3 separate regions of the Mus musculus genome follow, and regions 1 and 2 are each linked to region 3. A link is a loop called in an ENCODE intact Hi-C map of the cell type or tissue named here. Cell type or tissue: left cerebral cortex. All regions are shown on one strand. Region 1 has its middle 13 kb from the start of Gm33630. Region 2 has its middle 27 kb from the start of Gm33630. Region 3 holds the start of Gm23117 (a small nuclear RNA gene).

The links. Peaks named below come from ENCODE experiments on the same cell type or tissue, not always from the same donor. Only the 100,000 strongest peaks of a DNase experiment are listed, where the experiment ranks them.
Region 1: it touches region 3 in a loop (2.8-fold over the local background); 4 of 42 quality-filtered maps call a loop at or near these places.
Region 2: a loop joins it to region 3, with 2.1 times the contacts of the local background. A loop is called at or near these places in 9 of 42 quality-filtered maps.

What each region holds. Positions count from the first base shown.
Region 1 is chr13:44,082,525-44,090,524 of GRCm38, reverse strand. No RefSeq gene overlaps it. Among named protein-coding and RNA genes, the nearest start is that of Gm33630, 13 kb to the left of the region's middle. In left cerebral cortex, no CTCF peak of the experiment used is centred here; DNase peaks (open chromatin) are centred at 3,537, 4,032 and 4,386.
Region 2 is chr13:44,069,082-44,077,081 of GRCm38, reverse strand. No RefSeq gene overlaps it. Among named protein-coding and RNA genes, the nearest start is that of Gm33630, 27 kb to the left of the region's middle. In left cerebral cortex, no CTCF peak of the experiment used is centred here; DNase peaks (open chromatin) are centred at 2,734 and 3,723; H3K27ac peaks cover 1,613 bases.
Region 3 is chr13:43,871,128-43,879,127 of GRCm38, reverse strand. Gm23117 (a small nuclear RNA gene) reads right to left here and starts at 6,326; the gene lies at 6,219-6,326. In left cerebral cortex, a CTCF peak has its summit at 3,032 (motif pointing left); a DNase peak (open chromatin) is centred at 3,856.

The DNA of each region.
Region 1 (8,000 bases), 210 kb before region 3:
ATGTAGCTAGGAGCTGAACTCTAGGATCACATTCTTTGCGATACTCTACGGCAAATCCATGATTCTATTTTGAGCAAATGCCATTCTGTTTTCCATAGAAGCTGCAGTATTCTACATTTTCAGCAGTGCATAAAAATTCTATTTTTCACAGCTTTATTGATATTTGTTAGCTTCCGTTTTAATAGCTGTCCTCCTGCATGAAAGTCAGTGGACCTAGTGTTTTGAAACTTTCTTCTAATGATTTGTATGGTAAGCAAATACATTTCTTCTATGATTCTGATGAGCTACAGTTTCAAAATTCTTAGATTATTCAGCTATATGTGAATACAGTCTTTAAAAATAACCCGGCATTATTGAATACTTGGATTGTCTGTAGTTTTTCATATAATAAATTATGAGGAGATGAACATAGAATTTTTTTACACAATTATTATTTCATTGGTATAAGTTTGAATATATGCTATCATTGAATCAGAGAGATGACCACATAAGATGTAATCTCTACTTCTAAATTACATCTATTTAGTTATAAAAAACAAAAACAAAAACAAAATCCACAGGACAAGAACCCTTTAGTGATCGAATACCCACACCACCACTGTTAACCCTAAAGATTTCACTGGAATATATTTACACCTATGAGATATAGAAACCAGTTTATCAATTTGGTCAATAAAATAAAAATGGCATCAGTCAGGCCTTTTACCAGATGACCTGGCATTCCAAAATGAAGAAGTTTTTTATTATTCTAACCCAGAGTTGGAGATGAAAGTTTCTTCAAATATGTGTGATCACTGTCTCTCTGATTCAAGTTTCCTGTATCTCATCTGCTGTCTCTGCCTGGAAGCATGCAGAAGTAAATCCTTCACTACCGTGCTTTGCTTGTGGTTATTTGAAACCGAGAGCTCAGAAACGAGATGATTTCTATAGAAGAGAATCAGCGCATCTCGATGAGTGCACACAACACACCAAGTCTAAATTACAGCCATTAGCTGGGGAATTTTCTTCCCTCTGGAACATGTTTACAAAACCATCCCCTTTGGCTTCTCCCTGCTTGCTAGGGTGGATGCTGTAAAATTTATCAGAAGACAGGCCTGTGAGCCACAGACTGAACGTTCCCCATCTCAAAATTAAAAATATACTATCCTCCCATAGCCAAACCACTCTCAATGCTGACACCGGCACTGTGAGTGGGAAAAAAAATCCCACAACTGGTCTCATATGACATGTGGCATTGCAAATAAAGGTGTACTGAAAATGTCTAATGCAATTACCTTTAGGCTATGGGTATAAGGTATACATGAAACATAAATGAAGTCTCGTCCCCAGGATACCTCATTATGAATCTGTAAATATTCCAAAATCTTACAAAAATTTCAAATCTGAAAGGCTTCCGGCCCATGCATTTTAGATAAGGTATGCTCAACATGTTCCTGCTTCATCTGAGTCACCTCTGTGAAAACCACAGACCTATGTACTGGTTCTCAGAAGTACGCACAGCACCTCAGCATTGCCTGCTAAAGCACACCCTGAGATTCTTAATCAATGAGCATAGGCAGAGCCTGCAAATCTGCCTGACTTCTAGATTGCTGTTGCTGCTTAAGAGATGCTCATTAGAGGCTGGGGGTGTAGTGCAGTTGGTAGAGCGCTTGTCTTGCATGCCTGAGATCATGACTTTGATGCCCAGTACCACATAAACCACATGTACCACTTTGGTGCTGGTACATGCCTGTAACCCCCGAGGTCAGAGAGAGAAGAAGGAGGATCAAGAGCTCAAAGTGATCTTCAGCTACATGCAGAGTTTGTCACTGGTGTGGGCTGTATGACATCCTCATTATAAGAGACACTATTTTAATTGATGCTACTATCACTTATTGGTGACATTTTTTTGGATGATCATTTAGGTGAGTTAAGAGAAAGTGGCTGTATAGTTTCTGATAGTCACGACAAATAGCCAGCCATGCATGAGGACTGGAACTAGGTTTTATCCTCAGGGCACCTTATTTGCTGAAAACTGGTGGCATCCTCCACATAGATTTGGCATCAATCAATAACTGACTTCTCTACAGAGACCACGAATCAATCTGTGTTTGCTTCAGACACCAGAGCAGCTCCTATTTACGTGAGATGCACAGACCATTTGAAGCTTGTGATTTCTTGCTCTTTTAGTACAGCATCAAATATACACTTCTTGAAGCAAGGATTCTAGTTTGTACCATGCTGGGGCACTGGGCATCCGGCTACTCCTGTTGTTTAACAAGTCAAGGTAAGGAAGTTCAATCTGAACGTGAGACAGAGATGTGTTTAGCAAGGACAAGAGGTGCCACAGAATGTGAGATGTGTTTGTGTGGTCCCTTTGCAGCTGAACTTGGCCGCAAGACTTGATTTGGCACAGCAGTAAGTGTGACAGAACTAAGGCATGGTAAACACTTGCGGACCAGGGATTGCCCTCCAATAAAACCTCTCTCAGAACAAGCAAAGGCTTTGTAGGTTAAGAGGTGATGATGGGTAACCTCGAGGAGGAAAATGGTGAAGAACTGTAGTCCATCTTCTTACCCCAGCTCAGCGAGCTCAGCCCTGCAGGAGACCTCAGCTGTGCCCTTAGTGCTGGGAAAAGGTGTCTGAGCGCTGCTCACCACCCAATTCTTAATAACTGAAAGAACTTGCTACAAAGCAATAGATAGAAATAGATCAGGAAGGATAAAAAAAACAGATTTTAAAATCTGAAAAATAGCAGCCACCTACAGAGAAATTCCTGCTTTTGATGTACCTGGGCGATCCTTTTGTTGGAATCTTTGAGAAACAAACAAACAAAAACATGGTGTCAAGACAAAAAAAAAAAATACCCTGTTTATCTTCTCATCAGTCTTCTACTGGTTCCCTGTAAGATTCAGGCACTGTCAGTCAGATGAGACAGGGGAAGGCAAGCAAAGAGCAATCCAGTACAAAATGGGGCGTGCTGTGAGGGACAGTTCAGGAAAATGGGGTTGGAGCATAGCTGAGAGAGAGCCTCCCAAAATAGGTAACCTCAGAGAGAACACTCCTGCTGGCTGCTGCCTTATACAGAGCTCAGAGATGGCTTAATCACAAGTATTTATGTAAAACTCAAACTTGGTGGGGGGGGGGGGGGGGGAGACCTAGGGAGGTGGGCAAGAAGCAAGGCCAGCTTTCTTTACTAGTTTAAAAATTTCAGAACACACCTTTGCAAGATTGACGCAATCCATTCTGGCTTCCCTTAGTCACATCCTGAACACGTGGCCAAGAAACTGTTTCCTTCTATCACCTTAACAGAGGACTCATGTGACAAGGTAGCCTGTTCCCCCCCCCCCATCCCCCTTCCCGGCCATGACACTAACAACCTGGAGATGATGAAGAAGAAAGTGTGGCGTGTGTAGGAGCTACCCCAAGAGAATCAGTCCCCAGAAGAGACGAGCTAACAAGGTGAGGACATATGACTCACAGCACTGTCTCCTAATTCTAAAGGAAGGGGAGACTGGCACCAGGCCAGGAGACAGAAAAGGCATGGAAGAAAAAACTAATTTGGAGCAGGCGAGATGAGTGTTTTCTGGCTTATTTAAAAACACAGATATAGAATCTGACTGCCAGATGGGACTGCTGAGGGAGCTGGAATGTCAACAATGGAGTCAACCATGCTGAAGCATGAAAGGATCTATTTTGACAGTAGGGAGGCCAAAGCCATGGAGAGAATGATGCTCAGTGGATCGGGTGGGTGCATCTCCAACTCTGTATTTTATTTCCATTTCAATTTCTTGGAGGCAATGGCTGAGGGTATTAGCTTGGCCCTGTATTAAGGGAAAAAGATCACTACTGGTTCCTTCAAACAACTTCAAGGCTAACTGGGAGAATAAGTCAAACAGAGAGCTGATTAACAGATAGACAAGCTTCCAGTGTGAATTTGCTGAGTGTCAATTGTAGGGTGAGCACTGAGGTCACACACCTGGGCTTGAGGAACAGAAGCAGCCCATGCCTCCCTAGAGCCTCCATTGTAACAGTCACTTAAATGTGGGGAGTATGGGGAGATGCGTCATGAAGGGCCTCCGCTCTTCTTGAAAATTCCGTGGCAGATGGGAGAGATCAGCAGGGCAGCTGTGGTGTAATGGGAAACTCATGGGATTGCAAGCTTTATGTTCTCTTAGCAGTCTCCTTGCTCTGTGACCTTTGGCAAGTCCCTGAACCACCTTGAGGATGCTTCGCCACACCCTGCTCTCTTGTCTGCAGAGAGGTGACAAGGGCATTTGCTTTTTTATCATAATGATGCTGTCTCTGTGGGAATGTGAGCTAAGGGGTTGCTGGAGGGAGGATGAACGGTAAGTCATTGTAGTGTAGAGAGCTTTGAGTTTTATGCTGTTGGCCAAATGGAAACAGAGAACCCCACTGTGGGGTAATTCTCAAGAGATAAGAATGCCTCCCGGATACAAGTGTGGGAATACATTAAAGAGACAAAACCAGAAGATATGCTAACAAGAAAAAGCTAGAGGGAAGAATACTGCCTATTCACATCATCATGTGGCAGAGCCTAGAACTCAAGGCTAGCAATACTCCCTGGCTTCTCCGGGAATGTGACATCATGTGCTCTGTGATGTTTATTGCATGGCATTCCAGGAATGAAACACAGAGCCACGTCCAAGGTCAAAAAGCCTAGAAGACAGTCCTTTGTTTAATTCTAACTCTCTCTATAAACAGTGACCTAATGTGATGATGTCTCAGTCTGGTCAGGCATCCCTGACCTCCACACCTCCCTCTCTTTACTCCCTCCTTCTACCCTGAGTCAAACTGTCTGGCCTTTGTCTCACATATGGGCTTTGCAAATGAGCACGAGTGATTCGTGAGCTCAGCTAGCTGGAAAGGAGCAAAAGCATGCCAGCAAAGCAAACACTCCAGCCAAGCCATCATCCTCTGCAGGAGGGGAGTCACCTCCTTTTGTCTCAGGGTGCACTGTTGAAGAAGGGAACACAAGGATGAAGCAAAGGACTCAACTGCGCAGTGGTTGACCAGTTGTCTTGAAGACAGCTTTGCTTTAACCCAGTCCCAGCTATAGAGGTGATTTATGTTTTCTCCTTCATTCTATGGTCTCTGTTTGCTTTCTGCAAGTTCAGGATCTTATGAATGCCATGTGAGGCAGGGGTATGAGTCCATAGTTTGTGGATCCTGGTTTCATCACTCTGTCAGGCTACCATAAAGGTCAAGTTCTATTTCTTTTTATAAGAGATGGCACCTCTGAGGACGCAGAGACGTGAGATGGCCTTGCTGATCATTCACATACAAACTCAGAAGCTGAGCAACTCAGCGGAGTCACATTCGTGGAAGATGAATTCTGACTAGAAACCAGTGATGGACAGACATGAGATAGAGGACAGATGAAAAGTCTTGTTTGAGTGTGATGGGGTGAAAGATATGGGTTAAAATGTCCTCACATATGTTGACTGAGAAGCATCCACCTAGGTTGACAGTCAGGTAATATACTCTGGAAAGTGCCAAGCAGTACATAACCTGTGATCCTCCGGTGCAGTTACTTGCCTGTGCCATGGGGCAAAAGCAGCCAGGGCAGCTGGTGAGTAGGTGGGCATGATTGTGGGCATGATTGTGTTCCCATAAAAGGTGCCTTACAGGATCAGGTGGCAACTGGGTTTTCGTTCTCTAGCCTCATCTAGATCTAGAAGCACACATTCCTCTTGAGTTCTACAATGACACCCCTACCCCCTGCCCATTTAGCTATGATGTCCTGGCAAGGAGGCCAGTTTGACTCTCTGGTACTCTTCTTTTTGCCTCCCTTTCCTTATTCCTTTGTATTCCTTTATTATTCTATGATCCATTGCTCCTTGCACACACACATACACATACATACATACATATCCACATGCACCCACACACACCACACATGCACACATGCACCTGCTGTTGGCACATGTCTATTTGAACAGAGAAATGTCCTAAGGTGAGGCCAGCAGGGATGGTGGTTTTCTTAGCAAATTCCTCCAGTATCAGGGGTGGGAGAGGTTGATGTGGCAGGTGCTGAAACCCACCCTTGTCTGTCAGGTCACAGGGTGGTTAAGGCCATTCTTTTCTCTCATTTCTCTTCAACAAAATCTCCCTTTTCTCCACCTCTCTCTTTCCAGCATCTAATAATCTGAATATTGACTCTTCTACACTCTTCTCTAAAGTTCTTTGATTTCTGTTTATATTTTCTGTCACTTTAAACACTGTTCATTCACACTTTCAAGAACAGTCCTTCCATCCAGTAATCTACCTCATAAGTCCCTCGATTGCTGTGCCCACTTTAGCACCTTGCCTCTTCCATTGGAATCATCAATGAATCATGAAAATCAGTATGGTCGTTAAGAGCTGGTCTCAGGGATTAGACTTCTAGTTTCAAATCCATAATCTGTCTGTCATTGTAGCTGAGTTCATTACCATCGCCCTGCCTTGAGTGTCTCAACTATAAAATAATGTACAGTACTCAACTCATACTATGTAGGTAAGCAACTGAATATCTAGTGCGGATCCCTTAGGATAATAGTTTATTAGAATCCATATCGATTTCACATTATTTCATGTCATGATATGATGTCATAACACCTTGTATTGCTTGCTTGTGATGGTACTGTTGCAAACAAATCTATTACACTGCCCATTCTATCACATTCAATGTGTGAATGATCATGATAGTGAATGACTGTGTTTCTGGTTTATGTATTTAACCATTCTTTTATCATGTCCCCTATGTACATACACATGTATGTATGTATGTATGTATGTATGTATGTATGTATACGGCTTACCATACGTTTTGTTGGTGTTAAAAGGCCATGTTTGGTGATCTACAGGTGCATTTTAGGCTTGCATAGGACACTGGTGTTTTTCACATACAGAGAAAATTATCTAATATTCATTTTTCAGAACGAAAGAAGCCTCAGTATAGTGGCAGGTGATTCTCCTGATCCAGGTAGTAGCCATGGGACAATCTTTGTACCTTCTCAACAGGAGAAGCCTTCGGGGCTCTAGTTATATTCACAGGAGCCAGCAGTCCCCTGAGAAGAGGTGCTAGACTTCCCATGTCCCATGTGTTACAGATGCCCATAAGTCTGCCGAGGTGAGCTTGAGGAGGTCCTGAGCCTCTGGAAGGGAATTCAGCTACACCGGGCACCATCCATCACACCACAGGGAATTCTCTGGTTAATTCTAACTTTTAAATCTTCTGCAGTTTCCCAGATACCCCGTCACCAGCATAAGGGACAGTGGGTGAGGGGGCAGTGAGACACCTAAGGCAGCTGCCCACACAACCTCTGTCTTCATCAATTGTATTTTGTATCATTGCACTCAGCACTGCCTTCACCTCAACACTGCAAATGAAGGGGTGCCAACACTGAACCATGGCAGTCAACTTCTATGGGGAGAGTTAAGGGCAGCTTTCAGGCAACACAGAAGCCGGAGGGTGGGGGTGGGGAGGGGGGAGATCAGAACAGTCCTCAGAAAGCTTCCTTTTTATCTCCTCTTCCAGTGCCCTTCAGTCCCCTCTGAACACCTTCCCCAGCACTGCACTGTCATTTCCTAGGCTCCGTCTTTCTTGCTTACCTTTGCAGTTGATTCTGGGGTAAGGGCTCCCACACCACGCTAATTCCTTTCCTTAGGAAGAATCAGAACCATAACCTATAAGAAACTGCTCTTAACCGCCTTTGGTTTCTAGCCCTGAGTCTCCTGTGGTTACTCAGAAAGATACCACTGGGCCTCTATTTCTACACATCCAACAAGAGGCCATACAAATGGGAGGAGATGGGCTTATCCATCTGTTCGTTTCTAAAGCTTCGTATTGACAAATAACAGACATTCAAAAAAAAAAAAAAAAAAGAAAGAAAGAAAAACAAGTCATGTCTGATCAGCTTTCACAAACAGAACACGTGTAAATGTTCTCTTCCAAAATGTAGCAATTTCATAAGCAGATTAGTTAATTTTAATATGACTAATGCTTTTTTAAAAAAAAA
Region 2 (8,000 bases), 200 kb before region 3:
TTAACTTTTTCTTCGTAGAAATGCTAGTTATTCACATACAGGGATGGGGGGAAGACTATAAGGAGTGGGGAGGAAAGAGAAATGGAGGAAAAGAAAGAAAACAAATTTGAAAGATACAGCTCTTCTTTCACACAGCTGGCTGCCAGTTGCCCACACAAGAGATAACCAATAGTACACACAAGTCATAAACTCAAAAGGGATTTGGTGAGTGTGCAAACAAATTATATGTCTGCAGTAGGGACTGGATTGGATGTGGCCACTGGTGTGGGTGATAGGCTTTCCTGATGGTTTACTCTGAGCCTGCACTGAGTATGGGTCCGTTTGCTATTTCTCCAAAAGCAAGATGATGCTGACATTATCCTCACAGATGGTAACACCACCTTCATCCATCAGAGAAAATCAACGCGCTTGCTGAATGGCGGCAAAAGGCCAATGATCAGAAGATGTTCGTGAGGGTTCTTGACTAAGAAAGAGTGATTGGATTTGACTGCTCCTTTATGGTTTATTCTGGTAAATGAATGATTTTTACCAACTACCGATTTGCCGAACCCAAATGACTGGGTATGATCTAGGCTGACATCTGTCCTGGGTCTTCATCAGATTCCCTGTTCTCTTCAGTTCCCATAACCCTCACTTACTGTTCCTTCACCTGCACCAAATTCCTTCACCTACGCCCTGCTCTTAGTCATGGGAAGAGCTTGTCAGTCAATCTCCTGGCCTCCAGTTCTGCTCTCTTCCACACTGAACACCAGCATAATGTTTGGAAAGCCATTCCTGGTGATGTGGCTTCTAAGTACTTATCAGTGAATTCCTTTGGCTTGAGAATAGAATACACATTCATTTGCATATAGATCATTTATGGTCTCCTATGTGACTCTCCTCCAGCCTCATCATCCCACCCCACTTCTCATCGGGCCCTCCTTCCAGTCTCCTTGAATGTTTGCATCTTCCATGTCTCTGGGCTTCTGGCTCGCTCCCTGAAAGCATTTGCCCATCTGATCCTGCATGAGATGGCTACATACAACTATTTCAAGACTTCTCATTTCCTCTGGCAGTTTTTCTGATCTAACTGTTCTGCTCATCATCTTCAGAGACACACAACTCAAAGGTGAGACCCATGCCTTGATTAGGTCAATAGAAAATAGAAGACACCCTCTGCTCAGTCCAGATCTGAGGATGGTTCATCCACAGGACCATATTTTGAAATTATGAAAGGATACAGGATCAGACATAGAAACTTGAGGCCAGAAGACACACCAAAACTGTCACAAGGCCAAGGACAGGAAAAAAAAAAGAAAGAAAGAAAAGAAAGAAAGAATGAATGTGTTCAATATACTCATTGAGATTTGATTGCATTATTCTCCCAGTAAAAGAAATAATGGGTTCCCTGATGGGGACTGAGACTGATAAATTAATGACACAAACACAGAGATTTTTATTTGATGCTTTCTTTCTCCCTCCCCTCCCCTTCCTTCCCCTCTCTCCTTCTCCCTCTCCCTCCCTCTCTCTCTCTGGAAACAGGTACAGGAATCTTCACAGAGAAGAAATGAAGATCAAAAGCACTGAATAGGGTTGACGCAGTACATATCACCTCAGCAAAGGGTAGTCAACTGTGGGGATATGACAGCACAGAAGCAAAAGGCCTTGGAGCTCTGGCAGTAAATTGTGGATACACAACTAGGAGTCAGATAGAGGAAACACTTATAAAAGATAAGGAGGAGTGCTCTAGTCTTATTTGCAAGAATTCATCTGGGCATCAGATACTTGTTTCTAGAGATCAGAATATCCCCTCCTCTTACAGGGAAGGCATCTTTCTTACCAGAAATTGACTCAGTACTTTAGAGAGGAAGAGGTAGGTCAGACAGCCTTGTGCACATCTACTGTTGCTCAAGGGCTTTCAGCTCAGAATAACCAAATAGACCAGTGGGAGGTGCATTTGAAGTAGCAGGTCCTGATTCATAGGAAAAGGGTCAAGAGTGGATCTGGAGGGTAAAGCACCCATCTGTGCTACGGCTCTGTAGTCACACATGCCCTGCAGAATTCTAGCAGCTTAGACCCTTCACTCCTATGTTGGTCTGCTCTTGGAAGAAAAGTGAACCAGTCACCTCTTCCCCCGTGCCCTTTGAAGTGGCTACAATGGAACTATAGTCTCAACAAGTAGTTTCTAAAATGAAATAACAATATTTTCAATGTACAGAGTGACAGAATAGTTAAAGACCTCAGGGAGCGTTTAGTCTGCTCTTCTTGTTTCAGGGGTAGAAAAAGTAAAGACTAGAAGCAAATAAATGCCCTGTTCGAGGATTACAATTCCTAGCAGCAGGCACAGGACTAGATCTGACTTTCCATGATTCCCTGTCTCCCTCTCTTCCTCTACCATTTAATTTTTATCACACCATCTCGAGTTATTCCTTGGAAGGAAAGTTTCCCATAAAACCAAGAACCGTATGTTTTGGCAACAAAAAAGAGACAGCAAGAAGAAGAAGAAGAAAAAAAAGAGGCTGGATATGCCTGCTTTGATTCCTCTGCCAAAAGCAATTTCTGAGTTCTCAGGATAACAGCACTTGTAAGCCCAGCAAAGTGCCACAGATCGGAGCCACGCAACGAAGTGTGGAGCCCAGGAATAACGTCATCATACAAACTACCTCTGGAGCTGGGCTGTGAGGCTGCTTTCGCTTTAACATCCTATTAGCTTGTTATCTTTAGCTTTTAAAGTCTTTCCTGGTTCCAAACCTACAGGCAGTGATGGTGAGTAGGAGGGAGGTTGAGTAAGATGTTCCTTAGTTGGGAGGCATAGCTGTTGGTGCCTTCCCCCTCAGTGATTCAGTCGTTGGCTGCTGTTGGTGTCGCTGCTGCCACTGCTGCTGCCACCGCTGTTATTTTCTTCTAGGGCAATGCTTCCGAAATGAATGCACAGTGGTAGCAAAAGTCATACAGTGTACTTAGCACAATAGATTCAGCCCTGTGTTTGTTTACCTGCCCTTACTAAATCACACTCTTGAAATCATCCTATATGCCTTTTGTCTGGATAACCTCAGATCTCGTTCAAGTGTCTACTGCATTGGGGGGCCGTTCCAAAGAATAGGGGAGATACTGGGTGGTCTTGAAAATGTGTTCAGTGGTGCAGCGCTAGAGGACTGAAGCTGGTATTGCTCTGAGCACTCACAAGTCCCCTTCATTTCACCGACAGAGAATGGTTCTCCCACTACCGAGTGGCTGGTGTAATAACCTGAGAAGATGATGTGCTTGCTGCCCCATGTGAATGGTGGGCATAGCTCAGATTTCCACGTGAGCTTTAGAGGCGACAAGACACCTATGAGTAGATGGATATCCCCACCAATAAAACGAAGGCTGTGAATTATAATGCTCTTGCTATCCAGGCCTCTAATGGGTATGAAGCCAATCCTCGAAACTCCTGCTAGAAAGGATCAAGAGGGACTATTTCTGTAGGTTCAGGATCTGTGTCGACTTAGGATCACAGGCAACTTTGCTGCCAAAAGAAACCCAGCACTGCATATTTTAGTTCCTCAGAGGACACGCAATGTTGGAAAAATCATTTTCCATCTTGCATCACAAAAAAGCCAAAGGAAAATCAGGAGAACTGTCACACTCTGTGAATAACTTTGCTACGTATAAGACAGGATTGTGTGCTGTGTGAGTGTATGCATGCGCACTCCATTCTTTTGGGAGGCACAAGGGAGAATTCCCATAGATGGGGGAGTGTGTGAGTCAGGGGATGTGGGAGAAGGCACGTGAGATCGTGGGATTACACTTAATTAGTTAAAATGTGTGCTTTATAAAAACCATTTTGCCAAAAATGAGCTTTGTGGGAAGGAGAAGGCAGCAGGGACGAGGCTGCGTGGGGGAGAGGGAGGACTGAGACGTGCCAAGAGCGAGGGAAGGCTTACTTGTTGTTGAATGTTGAATCCCACTGACGAGTGTGCCATGAGCCAATTCAGGGAAATTTGAATGCAAATTGAGAGAGTGCAAAACTACTGGGCCCTGATATTATGTAGAGACATTGTGTGTGTGTGTGTGTGTGTGTGCGTGTGTGTGTGTGTGTGTGTGTGTGTGTGTGTGTGTGCCCTATTTTTATAAGAACTCTGAACATTCCCCAGTGACTTAAAGTTTGGGAAATCCTTGCTTGTCTCCCTTTCCCATGTCCTGTCTTTCTATAACACAATAGTGGTGACATATCCCCTGGTCCTTTTCTTCTCGTGGGCCCTTGTGACTTTACCAAGTGAAGGCACAGAGTTCTTTCCTCTTGAGGATGCTATATCTTAGAAGAAAGAAGAGACCAGATTCTCACTAGACCATGAACATATTGACACCCTGTCTTTGGACTTTACAGGTTTTAGAATAATAAGAAATTATATCTTCTGTTATTTATAACTTCCCAAGTCTCAAGTATTCTATTATACTGGCTAGGATGGCACTAGCTACTGTAACAGCCTCCAACCTTCAGTGGCTCCGTGGATTTTGGAAAACAGACTAGACTGCTCCTTGCATCATGTGCCTGTGCCGTTCTCCTAGGGACTGGAAGTCCTTGGAGTCTACACTAGAATGTGAGATAGAGGGTGAAGAAGGGGACCATGCCTCTTCATAGCTTAAAACTCAGAGGTTACAGATATGAATTCCACGTGTACCCTCTGAGCCTGCCCCAGATGCTTGGATGTTTGGGGAACAGAGTCTGATCGAGTCACAGAAATTAGTGATGAAGACAGATCCTAGCCAGAATATTTTGCTACATAAGCAAGAGCTTGCAGTTTGAACAACAGAAATGGCTATACTCTACTACTGCCCACTTAGAGCAACCGCTCTTGACAATAAGGGGAAAAAATGACTAGACATCTTTTTCCATTGACCATAATGCTTTCTCCAGAGACAACAAAGGCAAAGCCCTAATATAGCATTTCTGTGAAATTTTTTAAATAAATGAAGTTAAGGATTCTGTGGGTTTCATTTTCCTTCTGTGTCCTCTGAGTTTGCCCTGCTCCTTCTCCACACCTGACACCCACTCCACCCTGGAAGCCCACTCTACTTCAGACACCAGCCTGTCCTCCCCACTGTTCCCTCTGGATTCATGATGTACATTCCTTTGCCATACGAATCTCCTTTCTCACACACATGTGTTTTAAAAGCCTTGCTTTTTATCAAAGGGTTTGAAAATACTCCCAAAACAATGGGGAGACATCTTTCTTTTTAGAAATCTCCAGACAGGCAGAACCATCAGTCATCTTCAGGACATCCCTGACTTTGGCAATAACACTAGGAACCAACACCTTTCCCTTCTCCCTGCTTGTAAATCAAAGGGCATGGGAGATAACTCATTCTTGATGGTGCAGAAGCTGAGATGAAGCAAACTTCAGTAGAGCCTTGACTCAGGTTTCACAGCTAGTTTATGAAGAATGACACTAAGAACCCAGGCATCTTGACTTCCTACGCCATTTTTTTTTCAGTTCTGATAAACAATCCTAAAAGCACTTGGGCTTAGGTATCAACACCAGTAGGCACTCCAAACGATAGGACATACACTTCTGTGGACATGCTCATGTGTGTGCAAGCATGATGAAATCTGTTATCAGCCCTGTCATCTTCTCTCACCCCACCCCCACCCCAGATCTTTTCTTAAAATAGGACTGATCATTTTAGGTGTCCACAATATTTTCACTAGGGCATAGTATTTGGTGCCTAATTAGTGCGGTTTCCCCCTTATATAAAAGCTACATGTGACCTAAAGACAAACTTATCAACACATGTACATGATAACCAAAATCAGAAGACATAGATGCTGATGAGAGAAATCAAAGAAGATCTAAGAGAATTGAACACTGTATCACTTGCATGAATGAGATGTTTCTTGAGTGGGATGTTTCATGAATGGAATGGATCATTACAAGTCAAACCTATCTAAAGAGTTGATCTAAAGAGTCAATAAGATATAAACCCAAGACTAAGCTGTTTTGACGACATTGACAAGCTGATTCCAAAATGAATAGGGTCATGCCAACAGAGACATAGCTAAAGAAAAAAACTAAGAGGCCACCGTGTGCCCTTATAAAAGCGCATCAGGAACTGAGGAATTGCTTAGCAGCGGAATGTGTGCCTGAAACTCATAGGCCCCAGGTCTGAAACAAGCACACATTGCTAACAGAAATGATTATGGACTAGTCCATTGTAAGGACTGAAAGTCTGGAAACAGACTTACCCTGCATATGTGTATATCTGGTTTGACTTATTAAATTATGGTACCATGGCTAAAGGACAATGTTTTCAATAATGGAACTGGTTCAGTTTGATATCTCTATAGGAAAACATATCTTGACTTTAGCACTCTCTTTCTCTATAAATATTGACTCCAAATGTGGAGGAAAGATAATAAATACTCTAGAAGAGAATGTGGCATATGTTTTCTGAAGAGTCAGGTGTTAGACATCTTGGGTTTTATTGGACCATAGGATTGACTCACAGTTGACATAGACATTAGGTAAATGCATAAGCAAGGTTGTGTCTTATAAAGCAATTTTCTTATCAAAGTCACGGGTGGTAAAATGGATTTGGGCCACAGATTATAGCTTGCCAATCCCCATCCCAGAAGATGACACAGGAGAATACTTCTGTGGTTTTTGACTTGGTTTTTAATGGCAGCTGAGGTACTAGCTGTAAAAGTGCTCTACATTGGATCCCTGTAAGTCAGAGTAAAGGGGACAATCTACTGAGTGTACAAAGTTAATTGTAGCACATGGGACTTACATACAGGTGTGTGTGTGTGTGTGTGTGTTGCATGTGTTTGTATGCATGTTTTTGCATATGGGAATGGTCATACGGAAGCCTAAGGTTGAAGTCTGGAATCATCTTTTATCATCCTTTCACCTTATTTGTGGAGGCAGAGTCTCTCAGTCAACTCATAGCTAGCCAATATGGCTAGTCATGCTAGCACTTTGCTCCAGGGATTTCCCGTCTCTGCCCTTTGGAGTTCAGAATTATACGTGGGCTTCCATGGCCACCCTGCATTTATGAGGGTTTCTGGGAATTTTCCTTATGATTCTCATGATTACATAGCAAGGGCTTAACCATCTTCCCCAATCCTCACGCTCTGGGTCTTAGGATCTTCAGTCGGAAGTCTCCTACACCATGTAACTTGTGATCGAATTAATTTGTTATCCTTTTCTTTCTCCAATTGTTCTTCATTAGAGGAATGTTGGCCATGGTCCTTTATGATGGGGGAAAGGAGACCCCCTACTTTTCTATTTCTACAATAACAGCAAAACTAAACAAACTCCCATTAAATGCAAATACACCTGGAAGTTTCCAAATGTGATGTAATTTAAAGTAATTAGATCAAAATCATGCTTAAGGTATGACTCATGTATGCGTGCAAATGCAAGTAAAATTAAGCTCATGTTTTTGAGTGGACAGTGGTTATCCTCGGGGAAGAGGGAATGGGTTATAAATTGGAAGTGCCTTCTGAAGTGGGTTGCTTGGGTGTTGATGAAATTCTATTCTTTGACCTGAGTGGTCCTTCATTTTGTGATAGATCCTAGAGCCATATATGTTTTCTGAATGCATTTTTCTACACTACATGATATATCACTTAAAAGATTTTTAAGAATTCATTAAAGTTAAAAGAAAAAGTTCACTATCATGTCTTCCCTTTGTGCATTTTAAACCCAGAGCAGGAAAGACACAAAAGCTACAGAGATGTTGAAAAACAACCCCCAGTCTCTTTGGTCTGGCTCCAAGATCCAACTAGCCTGAATATACTCAACCTAAAACGTCACCCCTGTTATTGACCCCCCTCAGGAGAAAGATAGTTCTAGACAGCCCCAAAGAAAGCTGTCTCGGGATTATCAAGTCAAGAAGAGAAGCCTCAAGACTTTCTTTCCTGGCCCCATCTTCAGTGAAGTCTTGAAGGAAGTGGTTTTCTTCACAATACAGTGGTTCAGGTTTCTATCAGTCAGTTCAGACTCCTTCTTCTCTATGGACTGGGTGGCTTCGTAAAC
Region 3 (8,000 bases):
TTATATCACTTTGCCCTGACCCATGGGACCAAAGAATTTCTGTCTTATAATGGAGCCTTTTGGGCAAGTTCCTACATTTAACTGGCTTGGATCCAGAATGGAACCTTCTTCTTGCAACTAAACTCCCGTCTCAATTTCAAAGAGCATTTTTGTAAAGACAGAGCATATTGATAGCATATGCAAATATCCCCCATTATGTCCTTCAGGAAGAGAGAATTCTGCATGAGACACGGACACTAAGACAAATGATCTTCTGCATATGAGGACAGTCGGGGACGAGGAAATGTCGTGATCTAGTGGAGAGGAACAGACTGCTGGTATTCAAGATGGAGCTGTTCCAAGGCTGCTTGCACGACATAGGTCTTCCCAATATAGGCCCCTTTGTAGGCTTCCTGAGACTCCTCAGGACATGGCAATTTCTTTCTTCAGAGTTAAAGTGGTGCATTTGTAGTGTACACTTGCTGGACTGAAGAATGCCCTGGCAACCAGTGGAACATTATTTCCTGGTGTGTCTGTGAGGGTGTTTCCAGAGAAGATTGGCATGTGGGTAGGGAATGAAGGCAGAGGAGATAGTCCCAAGATTCACATAGGACCATTCATCTCAGTGTGAACACACACACACACACACACACACACACACACACACACACACAGAGATTATCTGGAGAATTCCAACTGTTAAAAGGTAAGAGGATGACACAGTAGGTTTTATGATTTACTTCCCAAAGTAGCAAACTATCACCTCTTCTTTATTCAGTTCATTAGAAGCGACCTCTAAGTTTAGCTATGACTCAGAGGGGAAGCAAGGAGTGGGAGCAAAGAGCTAAGGAGTCAGAAGTATCAAAGACATAGGGAAGACATTTTAAATCCGTCACAGGCTGTTCCTTTGGTTCAATTTGGCAGAATATTTTGGACATTCAGTGGCCTTTTTCTGATGTACTTCTTAAATATGTAAATTGTTTGCTCCACAATCTGGAGGGGGGGGGAGCCCACTAGCATCACCTGACACTGTAAGAAACAGGTGGTGTGACGCGAAGCTCTATGGTTCTGAGTGTTTGACCTCATAGCGCCCACTTTGAAGCCATTTTCGTTTTCTCTGCGCAGCATGAAGTGGGCTCTCGCTGAGATCCACTTTCAACCTCTCTAACGCATAATAGCAACAGCACTTGCTACGAACTGCGCTAAGAGCACCCACCAATGCCAGTTGGTTAAACCCTCATGGCCACCCTGCGAGCTAGGTGTGCTACTGGCCTCCCTACTTCACACACAGGGACAAGTGAGAGTTGAAATAATTTGCCCGAGGTCCCTTAGCCAGTAAATGGTAGTAGCACTTGGACTTGATCCCAGGAAATCTGGCTCCAGATATTGGACTCTTACATCCCTACATTATTACATTCATTCTCTCTTCTGATAGACTAACCCTTCTTACAGGGCCCCCTAAGGCCAAGCATGAACTCATAGCTCATACTATGAAGTTCCTGCTTTGGTAGATGCTCTCAGAAGTTCTCTGCAAAGCAAGAAGAGACCGAACTCTTGATGTTTATCGCCACCACCATAGGGGTCTCCTTACCACGCCTCTTTATGTCCAGGAAAACATTCCTTTCCTCACTCCCTCCAGGCCTAGAGATAATAAATGTTAGGGCCATCTGAGAGGAGGGAACCCCAATTAAGAAAATGCCTCCATAAGATCTATCTGAGGACAAGCTTATAGGGCATTTCCTGATTGGTGAGAGAGGGCCCAGCCCATTGTAGGTGGTGCCATCCTTGGGCTGGTGGTCCTAGGTTTTACAAGAAAGCAGACTGAGCAAGGCACGCAGAGCAAGCCAGTAAGCAGCACCCCTTCATGGCCTCTGCATCAGCTCCTGCCTCCAGGTTCCTACTCAGTGTTGAGGCCCTGCCATGACTGTTTTTGATGATGGAGCTGTGAGTGAAATCCATCCCTTTCCTACCAAAGTGGCTTTAGGCCTTGGTGGTTTTTCTCAGCAGTAGTAACCCTAGCTAAGACAGATTGTTTTCTTAAAAACAGAATTTCATTCTATAGCCCAGGTTAGCCTAGGTCTTACTATATCTCACTATATAGCACAGGATGACCTTGACTCAGCGGCAATCCCCCTGTTTCAGCTCCCTAAGTCCTGGGATTACATACATGAGCCACCACGTCTAAACTGCTTTTGATCGCTAATGTCCTCTCAATTCTCAAATGCTAAAGACTGAGTCAAGAGTTCGTATCTCTCCACTTCACTGTGTTGTCTTGACAGAGGCCCAAAGGCCATAGAGGGTGAAATGATCATGAAAACCAACAGTTGGAACCATGAAAAAAAAAAAAAAAGTAAACCTTTCTTCTCTTCGTTGATTTTCCCAGGTATTTAGTCACAGCAATGGAAAGCTAGCATAGTAATGGCTCTCTGTTGATATTAGACAGCAAAATGGTCCCTAGAAATGTCTGTTCTGTTCCAGAACTTAAGGTGTCCTTGTACATGAAAGAATAGATTCCACAGGTGTGACTCATAAAAGGTCTTCAAAAGGGAAGAGAGACTAGCAGGGATACGAGAGAAGCATCTTTTCCTTGTATCCATCCTGAGCCCATTGGGCCCCCTGAATCAAATGGAAGCCTGTGTTGATCAGTCACTGTGATGAAGGATCTGAGTTAAGATTGTTTGTTTGTTTGTTTGTTTGTTTGTTTTGGTTTTTGAGACAGGGTTTTTCTGTGTAGCCCTGGCTGTCCTGGAACTCACTTTGTAGACCAGGCTGACCTCGAACTCAGAAATCCGCCTGCCTCTGCCTCCCAAGTGCTGGGATTAAAGGTGTGCGCCATCACGCCCAGTGTGAGGTAAGATTTATCATGGTTTCTGCCTGCGGTTGTTGGACTGGTTGCTTTAGGCCTGTGGTGAGGAGGCGCATCATGGCAAGAACGTGTGGAGGAGGAAGCTGCTTACCTCACGGTGGCCAGGAAGAAAATGACCCACGGGAAAGAGGCCAAGGGTCCCAACTTCCAAACCCCAACTTCTATTAGTCCCCACCACTTAGCAATATCGCCATCTGCTGAGCACCTAGCCTTAAAGCATGGCGTTTGGAGGACACGCCAGATCCAGAAACAACACCTGGGTTCAGCTAATTTAGATAAAGAGGGCAAGGCTGAACTAAAGCACACCTTTAATCCCAGCCTTGAGGAGGCAGAGGCAGGCGGATCTCTAGGCTGGAGGCCAGCCTGGTCTACAGAGTGAGTTCCAGGACATCCAGGGGTATACCAAGAAACCCTGTCTTGAAGATAGATAGATAGATAGATAGATAGATAGATAGATACGATACGATACGATACATACATAAATATATATATATACATACATTGATACATACATACATACACACATACATACATACACACATACATGTATACATACGTGCAAACATACATACATGGATACATACATACATGCATAGATGGGTGAAGAGGGATGAGAAGGATGAAGGGGTCAGACCAGTCAGTTCTACAAAGCAGACTTCGGGGCACACCTGGAAATCTGTGTGGGAGTAAAACACAGGCCAGGCTGGGAGAGAGAACCTACAGGCCAGGTAATCAGCAAAGCCCTTTGTTATGGACAAAGGGCTGGGTTCCTCTTGGTAGAGCATCTCTCTTGAGAAGGTGAAGGTTTGCTGAGGGTAAGGATAATGTTATCCTGCCATGGATGCTGCCGGGATGTGTCTATTCAGGAATCTATTCTAGGTGGTGACTGAATCATTCCATTCTCTAGCCCAGTTCTGGATATTATTTAAGTGTGGCTAAAAATAGGGAAGGTTGTTGTTGGAGGGAACTCTGCAGTCGCCCCTGAGAATATTACCAGTGTAGCTCAGACCTCTTCCTCCAGCGCTCCTAGCAGATGTCCTCAAAACCTCCCCACAGAAGTCTTAAGATTTATTGCCAGGCCTGGGAAATAATGAAGATGTTGACTAGTTAGAATCATACCTGCATTTGCACAGGTATGGCCCAGGCTGTGCAGTCTCACCATGTGTCACACTTTGCATGAAAGCTGCCCTAGAGCTTCATGCCTGCCATGATCCGTGCGGCTGATCACAGGTGTCTGACCACATTAGTGTCTGCTCTGTGCTCGGCTCCCCTGCTATGGCTCAGCTACTTCAAGCTGAGTTCTCTACCCCCTGCCATATTGCTATCAAGAACAAATTATTCCACCTCTTTTCTTTGCCTCTGCAAAGGCTAAGCCACTAGTGCCTCTTCTTAACTGAATATTCTGGGGTGGTGATGTGTGTGTGTGGGGGGGGGGGTGTTGTCTTTCAGGAAAGGCTGCTTTCCATTTTGAGCAAGTCAAGCAGTCAGATAAGGTACCCCCCCCCCAAAACATCTGACCCTGACCCACGACCACTGTGATCATGACTATCAAAAACTGTGATAAAGGCTTGTATAAAATCTCTGTTTGGGGTTGACTTGGTATGTAGCAATAGAAAACCTACAGGTGCTCAGACTATTTGATTCTCTTGCCGGAATGGTCTAAAAAAAGCCTTGTTGAAACAGCACACACATGGCCCTGACTGTAGACACCAGGCAGAGAAGGTTGTAAAGGCGATTTCAGGATGTGTACATGCAGAGTTCCCGGGAGCTGAGGATACCCCTTAGGAGTTCCCTTCCCTTTTCGGAAAGGCAAAGGCAAGATGTGCTTTGCATGGTTCTACGCAATATACCCCATTTCTCCAAGTGGCCGACAGGTCTTTCGTCCTCTTGGAGGGTCCTATTGAAGACTTAAGAGGATTGTTCTAATTTCTTCTTCTACCAGGGTCTAATTGCATTTCTCTGCCAATAACCCGTACATGTTTACATATAAATTTATACAGACATGGAGCTCATGTAGCTAGCCTCAATTAATTACTAATAGTTAATAGGTAATAGCTTTACTACGTGGTCAGGTTGACAAAGAAGAAAAGACATTCTCTCTTTCTCCAGGAGCCAGTAACAAACACTAGGATATAGGTGTCTAGGGACCTTAACAGAAGAGACTTCCAAGGCTCTGGAAGGATGGCGTGAGTGGGGGGCACACCAGCTCAGGAAGAGCTTTTTATATTGAGAAGTGAACATGACTTTTTAAAGGGATTTTTGTAGCACCTTGAGGACCATCACTCTTGCCCTGGGTAGAAAACCAGCAGGAAGGAGTGTGAAGTTTCTGATCTGCAGTACTGTACAATGCCTCATGGACTCTGAGTTTAACAAAAGCTCCAACTAATAAAAAGTGCAACTGATGACACCCACAGGAGCCCTGAACATGCTCTTGCTTCCTAGGTAAAGATGAGGTGGAGTCCTCTTTGGCGGGTGGGGTTGGGGCCATGATTTCTTCCCCTGGCAGACTTTGTTTTCAGGTCGGTCTGAAAGGTGACTAATGCAGTCTAAGTTGAGGACCAGTGGAATTCTATATGTGTAAGAACCCTCTGCAACCAGGTTTGCTTATCAGTGATGGGACTGAAAGGGTTTCCCCACAGGGGGTACAGAGATTTCCATACTTGCTCAACAAGCAGTTTCCACCAAGCAGGCCTTAGGCTCCTTATTCTAAAGCAAGGCATGCTTACCGCATCCAGCTGAGAACAAACAGAGGTAAACAAAGCCAGCTGACACATGCACATCTGTCTGTCACTTTTAATTTTTTTTTTCAAGACAGGCTTTCTCTACGTAGCCCTGGATGTCCTGGAACTTGCTCTATACACCAGGGCTGGCTTTAAACTCACATGAAACCTGTCTGCCTTTGCCTCCCAAGTGTTGGGATGAAAGATGTGTGCCACCACCATCTGGCTGAAACTGTGAAACTGTCGCTTTTTAAAAGCCCATAAACATATATTAATATTTTATTAATTCTTCAAGAATTTTACACATAGTATCTTAACCATACTCTCCCCCTCCTTCCCCTAACTTCTCCTAGTCACCCCTCCCATCTTTCTAACCGGTTTATTTGCTTTCTTTTTAGTAACTCACGGAGTCTAATTCATGCTGACCATATATATATACTCATAGATGTGGGGCTATCCAACAAAACATGGTCAGCCTACCGGCGGCCACACTTTTAAGGGAAACTGATTCTACCTACATTAGAAGCCATCACAGGTCCATAGGACCACTGTTAGAGGTGGGCACTCATGAGTCCAACTCTGCCAGGCTGGAATGTGGGCTGCTTTGATATCCTATAGACATCCGCTAAGGCTGTGAGTTCACCCATCGCAGCCAAACCCTGGGATGCTTCCCACATTTGCATGTCATCCTTGCCCTGGGGCCAGGCAGATCTTCTCTGTGTCCTTCTGACTGTACTTCATGGGCTGTCATACAGAAGCACCCACAAGCATGTTTTAATGGCATACTACCTTAGCTCTCCCACAATGAAAGAGGTCAAATATCTGACTGAAAAGGGGGCTATTTCTTTCACCAGGCATTGGGGCTAGCTTAGTGGTTCTCAATTTTTCCAATGCTGTGACCCTTTAATACAGTCCCCCTCATGTTGGGGTGACCCCCAATCATAAAATTATTTCACTGTGACTTCATAACTGTGATTTTGCTACTGCTATGAATCATAACGTAAATATCTGATTTGTGACCCCAGAGGGGTTGTGACCCACAGGATGAGAACCAATAGTCTAGCTGGAGCCAATCATCAGATGACTTAGAGAAGGTCCCCAAGCCTGGGCTCATCTGCCGCATCTAAGCTTTAAGATGCAGCCTCTGAAAGGATCAGGGAGAGCCAGGACAAGGCCACTTGAGCAAGCCCCTTAGACAGCTGCTCTCTTCCGCGTGTCTACAGCAAGGCCAAAGCCTCCAGATGAACCATGAAAAAGTCATCTCCTCATCTGGGGTGGGTGATGCCAAACATCTGGATGTTATATAGTAAGCCATTTGGGGTTGTTTTTCTTGCTCTCTTAAACATAATCCCAACAGTAAAGCCTGGGTTTGGAACTCTGCTTTCATGTCCTCCCCGTAAGGTCAGAGTGGTCCTAATGATGTTTCTTTTCCATTAAAAGCTACACATGCACACTCAGGAGAGCGACCTGTGGGACTGGAACTGACATTTGCAGGTGACCGTGAAGCTGTTCTCAGATTCTTTGCGATCACAGGACCCAACAGTGGAAGAAAAGCCTGAAGCTAATGTCTGCAGGCCCTGGTGGCCTATGCTTTGGAAAACGCATACCTCTGCACCTGTAGCTTGGTTCTACACACAAATAAATGACACCCACACCTCTTGCACATTGTGCTTTTGAAACCCTACGATTTTGCAGGACACCCTGAAATAGGACAATGAATTCTTGGGCTTTCCATGCCCATAAACCATAGCTTGATTATAATGCTGCCAAGTTCTTGGTGAAATACAATGTATAGCCACAAGAGAGAGCGACTTGTCCCTTGCTTTGTTACATGTTCTTTTGGTTGGGCCCCACCCCTTACTACTTTCTTTCTGCTCATTTTCTCCCATGGCTCATACCACCGTTCATTTACCCTGCAAAGAGATCTTTTGGCAAAGGTAGCACTGCCACTCCAAAGAGCAGCTGTTACTCTTTAAAAGCCATTGAGCATCCTTTAATTGCAGGTACATTCTCTCCTTGAGGAAAATATTGTTGTGGAGAGACTGAAGTACAAGACAACTAAAAGCTAAAAGTGGTGGTGCACATCTGCAACCCCAGGTATCAGGAGGCTCCAACAGGGGGCTATGAGTTTCATGCCAATCATAGCTATACAAGGGAGACCCTGTCCCCCCAAAACAAGTAGGGGGAGGAGAAAATCGAGGAGGAGGAGGAAGAAGAAGAGGAAAGAAAACGGAGGGAGAAAAAGAAGAAGAGGGAGAACAGAGCAATAGAAGTTGCTGAAGAAGATCAAGCAACTTGCCTCCTTCATAGTTGAGTTGGGACATAATTTGAGTCTGTCTGTGGAAACAACACAGTAGAAAAGCCATTAAGATCTTTGCTTTGGGAGGCAGCAGGCCGGGGTGCAAGTCTGACCTCTGTCACTGTGTAACTTGAAG